2 separate regions of the Homo sapiens genome follow, and region 1 is linked to region 2. A link is an interaction called in ENCODE POLR2A ChIA-PET data of the cell type or tissue named here. Cell type or tissue: PC-9. All regions are shown on one strand. Links, peaks and the distances in the headings refer to the core of each region. The heading gives the core; the rest is flanking DNA.

The links. Peaks named below come from ENCODE experiments on the same cell type or tissue, not always from the same donor. Only the 100,000 strongest peaks of a DNase experiment are listed, where the experiment ranks them.
Region 1: POLR2A ChIA-PET joins it to region 2 with 6 read pairs; 2 of 35 experiments call an interaction of 5 or more read pairs at or near these places.

The regions. Positions count from the first base shown.
Region 1 is chr19:53,367,759-53,370,665 of GRCh38, reverse strand. All of the region lies in intron 1 of ZNF525 (zinc finger protein 525), which reads right to left. Among named protein-coding and RNA genes, the nearest start is that of ZNF525, 3.5 kb to the right of the region's middle. RefSeq lists enhancers at 361-860, 861-1,362. In PC-9, for the core only: no CTCF peak of the experiment used is centred there; no DNase peak of the experiment used is centred there.
Region 2 is chr19:52,919,569-52,922,475 of GRCh38, reverse strand. All of the region lies in intron 1 of ZNF888 (zinc finger protein 888), which reads left to right. Among named protein-coding and RNA genes, the nearest start is that of ZNF888-AS1, 2.3 kb to the left of the region's middle. RefSeq lists an enhancer at 1-120. In PC-9, for the core only: no CTCF peak of the experiment used is centred there; no DNase peak of the experiment used is centred there; H3K4me3 peaks cover 183 bases.

The DNA of each region.
Region 1 (2,907 bases), core at 153-2,652, 450 kb before region 2:
CCCATTTAAAATTCTAATTACAACTGGGCACTCCCCTCTCCCAGAAGAAAAGCCACACCCAGACATGCATTCTATTTTGCCAACCATTTAAGGGGCCAGGGTCACTCGGGTTGAGCTTTTCTGGTCTAGCCCCTCATCTCCAAGTTGCAGGGAGGCTCACTGGGCTCAGAGCAGGGAAATTTTCACCAAGTTACCCTGAGAAGGTCTGAGATGAGTGAGAAGGTGTGCCTGTTCTTTTTTTTTTTTTTTTTTGACATGGAGTCTCGCTCTGTCTCCCAGGCTGGAGAGCAGTGGCAGGATCTCGGTGCAAACTCCGCTTCCCACGTTCACACCATTCTCCTGCCTCAGCCTTTCGAGTAGCTGGGACTACAGGCATCCACCCAACATCTGGCTAATTTTTTGTATTTTTAGTAGAGAAGGGGTTTCACCAAGTTAGCCAGGATAATCTCGATCTCCTGACCTCCTGATCTGCCCGCCTCAGCCTCCCAAAGTGCTAGGATTACAGGCGTGGGCCACCGCACCCAGCTACCTGAATTATTACATGGGGGCCTGGAAGAGCTAATGGAAGTGTTGGTCTTTATCACCCCTATCCTTGAAAATTAGAGAGGTATCTTTCACATATCTGGGCTAAAGAAACTTCTTGGCCGGGCGCGGTGGCTCACGCCTGTAATCCCAGCACTTTGGGAGGCCGAGGCGGGCGGATCACGAGGTCAGGAGATCGAGACCATCCTGGCTAACACGGTGAAACCCCACCTCTACTAAAAATACAAAAAATTAGCTGGGCGTGGTGGCGGGCGCCTGTAGTCCCAGCTACTGGGGAGGCTGAGGCAGGAGAATGGCGTGAACCCGGGAGGTGGAGCTTGCAGTGAGCCCAGATCGCGCCACTGCACTCCAGCCTGGGTGACAGCGAGACTCCGTCTCAAAAAAAAAAAAAAAAAAAAAAAAAAAAAGAAACTTCTTTTGCAAGGTTCTGTTGCCTTTGGTTCCCGACGTTTAATTCTTCCTTACAAGAAAATCACAGTAACATTTATAAAATGCAGAAGTGCGAACCCACAGCTATTGACCTTAAAAACAGTGAAAAGAAGGTCAGCTGTAGAACTAAGACATAAGCAAATTGTTTCCATCAAGAATACATGGGTGGCCGGGAACAATGGATCATGCTTGTAATCCCAGTACTTTAGGAGGTTAAGGCAGGTGGATCACCTGAGTTCAGGAGTTTGAGACCAACCTGGCCAACATGGTGAAACCCGTCTCTACTAAAAATACAAAAAATTAGCTGGGCATGGTGGTGGGTGCCTGAGAGGCTGAGGCAGGAGGATCACTTGAACCTGGGAGGTGGAGGTTGCAGTGGGCCAAGATTGTGCCATTGCACTCCAGCCTGGGCAACAAGAGCAAAACTCCAGCTCAAAAAAAAAAAGAACTTGTACATAGACAATCTACTCAATTTGTGACCAAGAAAATAACCAACCTTATGTATCTTATAACTCCAAGTTTTCACCTGGTGAATAGTTTAAAATTCATGCAAGGTCAAAAAAAAGTTCCCTTTTAAACCAAACCAAGGTCCTTCCCTTTTACCGAGGGCCTATTTCTCTGTATTTTGATGCTTGTCATCAGCAGACCTAGACTCATCTGTCTATGGTAACCTACCTATAAAAAGATACTATAGAAATGACTACAGATACGTATGCATGCCACCTTGTCCTTCTGAGACCCCAGAAAAAGATTCTCAGTATTGCATATCGTGGCACCCCAGCACACAACAAAGGACAATCATGCTTACCAAAATGCCGGTAAAACCAGATTGTGAAACAAAAATCTGTCATCCCGTAAATTTCACCATTCTAAAGCCAGACTTACCCGTGTGGACCGCAGGTTACCCCATTCATGTCTCCACACACACCTACCCAGCAACCTACCTATATGTTATCAAAAAAGGAACCCCGACCCTTCTGGCCCAGCAACAATTCCAAATCTTTAAATTATTCTACAAGCAGGTAGACCAGAAGTTACCAGAGCCTCCTCCTTTAGCTAAAAGCCTGTTTGCTTGGCTAGCTGAAAACATTGCTAGCAGCCTAAGCATTTCCTCATGTTATGTTTGTAGAAGGACTAACATAGGAGACCACTGGCCTTAAGAAGCAAAAGCGTTAATGCCACAAGATAATTTAACTCTAACTGACTCTTCCCCCAAAGCAATGCCCACAGTTTCAAGCCCCTAGCTCTTAAAAACTTCTATTATCAGGAGATACTGTGTTGCTCACTAAGGAAAAGCTTTTACAGAGTCACTAGAAGAATTAACTTGTTTAAGACAGCAATATTATAATAAAACACTAAAGAAAACTTTGTGGCAAGGCAAAGATGACTCCAGATCACCTCATCCAAACTCATTCTCCCGTTTCTCTTCTCTAAACCACACATAGTATCAGCTTGAAGCTCCAAATACCTGGCAAGCACCCTCTGGTCTCTATTAGAACTGTGTGCCACAGGCCTACTGACAGTTGCCAGCCAAATGGACAAGGGCTTGTGTACTTGAAACAATCAGACCATCTTTCTTCTAACTCCCATTGCAACAAGGAGAAATTTTAAGGTATCCTGTCTACAACAAAATTAAAGAAAAAAAACAAAAGAGATATAGACATAAGAAAAGACATAAAAATAGAAGATTAGAAAGATACAGACTGGCCCCCTGAAAGACTAATTCTGTACTCTAGGCCAGCTACCTGGGCACGAGATAAGTCATAAAGGTATCGCACCCCGATTTACACGCTTAACCACATCATAAATTTGCAAGCAGTACTTGAAATCATCACTAATGAAACTGGCCCAGTAAGCCATGAAAATGAGAAATGCCATCTACCAAAATAGATTAGCTTTAGACTACCTCCTAGCCTAGGAAGGAGGAGTATGTAG
Region 2 (2,907 bases), core at 239-2,738:
GAGGGGCAGCAAACAGAAAGGCTCATGAGAATGAGGGAGAGGAGGAGGGATTTGGAGCCAGGGCAGACAGAGCAGAGTGGTGCTGGTGGCAAGGAGAACAGAGGGAGAACCACAGCAGGGAGGACACCTGGGAAATCTGGGGTGCCAGAGAGTGGGGCCAGGGGGGTATAACGGGGAAGAGAGAATTTAACAGGGAGAGCTCAGGAGAGATGGGAGAAGAGGTGGAAATCTATGGACATTGAGAACAATCTAAAGATTGGGGAAAAGGAGCAACAAGAGGTTAAATAAGCTGTGGATGGAGTCCAGCTAATTTTTGTATTTTTAGTAGAGACAGGATTTCACCATGTTGGCCAGGCTGGTCTCAAACTCCTGACTTCAGGTGATCCACCTGCCTCGACCTCCCAAAGTGCTGGGAATACAGGTGTGAGCCATCACACCTGGCCACCTATGTATTCTTGAATGAAAAAAGTTACTTCTGTCTTAGTTCAACAGCTGACTCTCTTTCCCTGTTTTCTTTTCTTTCTTTCTTTCTTTCTTTTCTTTTATGAGATGCAGTTTTGCTCTTGTTGCCCAGGCTGAAGTGCAATGGCACGATCTTGGCTCACTGCAATCGCCACCTCCCTGGTTCAAGTGATTCTCCTGCCTCAGCCTTGCTGAGTAGCTGGGATTACAGCCATTCGCCACCATGCCTGGATAATTTTTGTATTTTCAGTAGAAACGGGGTTCCTCCATGTAGGTCAGGCTGGTCTACAATTGCTGAACTCAGGTGATCCACCTACCTCGGCCTCCCTATTTTCAAGGTCAATAGCTGTGTGTTTACACTTTTGCATTTTGTAAATGTTACTGTAATTTTCTTGTAAGGAAAAATTAAATGTTAGGAATTAATGGCATCAGAACCTTGCAAAAGAAGTTTCTTTAGCCCAGGTATGTGAAAGATGCTTCTCTAATTTTCAAGGATGGGGTGATAAAGACCAACCCTTCCCATTAGCCCTTCCAGGCCCCCATGTAAGAATTCAGGCACATCTTCTTACTCATCTCAGACCTTCTCAGGGTAACTCGGTGAAAATGTTTTCACTGTGAGGACATCACAGCTAAATCTAAAGTAAGTCATGTCATTCCCTGGCAGGGAACCCTCCACTGGCTTCCTGTGTTCCCCAGGACAAAAGCCCATCTCCTCACTGTGGCTCCACAGCCCTGTGTCCAGGGCCCCTGCCAGTGTCCAGCCTCCTCCTGGGAGCTTGCCCCCATCTCATGAATCCCTCTGCCCCAGTCACATTTGCTTTTCTCTTTTCCCAGATATCAAAATACTTCCTGTCTCAGGTCATTGTCCTGCTCTTATCCTATGTCCCTAAATGGTGACAGCCCTGTCCCTTTCTCCTCCTTCAGATCTAGGCTCAGAGATATCTCCCATGTCCTCCCACTGCCATCTGAAGTTCCCTCTGCCCATCAGTCTCTATCACGTTACTCAGGTTTATTATCTCTGCATCAACCACATCAGAAATGAAGATTTTTTTTTTTTTTTTTTTTTTTTTTTTTTAATATTTGAAGAGATTTATTCTGAGCCAAACATGAGTGACCCTGACCTGTGACACAGCCTCAGGGGGTCCCAGGAACACATGCCCAAGGTGGTCGGGGCGCAGCTTGGTTTTATACATTTTAGGGAGACAGGAGACATCAATCAAATACATTAAAGAAAGACATTGTTTGGTCCAGAAGGGCGAGACAACTCAAAGGGGTGGTGGGCAGGCCTCCAGGCTATAGGTAAATTTAAACATTTTCTGGTTGACAATTGGTTGAGTTTGTCTAAAAACCTGGGATCCATAGAAAGGAAATGTTCAGGTTAAGAGAAAAGATTGTGGAGGCTAAAGTTTCTTTGAGGTCTTACAATGGCTGCCCTTAGAGAGACAGTAAGTGACAAATAATTCCTTTTTTTTTTTTTTTTCCTTTTCTTTTTTTTTCTTTTTTTTTTTTTTTTTTTTTTTTTTTGCCTTCAAGCATCTGTTTAACAAAGCACATCTTGCACCGCCCTTAATCCATTTAACCCTGAGTGGACACAGCACATGTTTCAGAGAGCACAGGGTTGGGGATAAGGTCACAGATCAACAGGATCCCAAGGCAGAAGAATTTTTCTTAGTACAGAACAAAATGAAAAGTCTCCCATGTCTACTTCCATCCACACAGACCCGGCAACCACCCGGCCTCTCAATTTTTTCCCCACCTTTCCCGCCTTTCTATTCCACAAAACCTCCATTGTCATCATGGCCCATCCCCAATGAGCCGCTGGGCACACGTCCCAGACGGGGTCGTGGCCGGGCAGAGGGGCTCCTCACTTCCCAGTAGGGGCGGCCGGGCAGAGGCGCCCCTCACCTCCTGGATAGGGCGGCTGGCCGGGCGGGGGGCTGACCCCCCAACCTCCCTCCCGGACGGGGCGGCTGGCCGGGCAGAGGGGTCCTCACTTCCCAGTAGGGGCGGCCGGGCAGAGGCGCCCCTCACCTCCCGGACGGGGCGGCTGGCCGGGCAGAGGGGCTCCTCACTTCCCAGACGGGGTGGCTGCCGGACGGAGGGGCTCCTCACTTCTCAGACGGGGCGGTTGCCAGGCAGAGGGTTTCCTCACTTCTCAGACGGGGCGGCCGGGCAGAGACGCTCCTCACCTCCCAGACAGGGTTGCGGCCCAGCAGAGGCGCTCCTCACATCCCAGACAGGGCGGCGGGGCAGAGGTGCTCCCCACATCTCAGACGATGGGTGGCCGGGCAGAGACACTCCTCACTTCCTAGATGGGATGGCGGCGGGGAAGAGGCGCTCCTCGCTTCCTAGATGGGATGGCGGCCGGGCAGAGACGCTCCTCACTTTCCAGACTGGGCAGCCAGGCAGAGACGCTCCTCACTTCCCAGATGGGGTGGCGGCTGG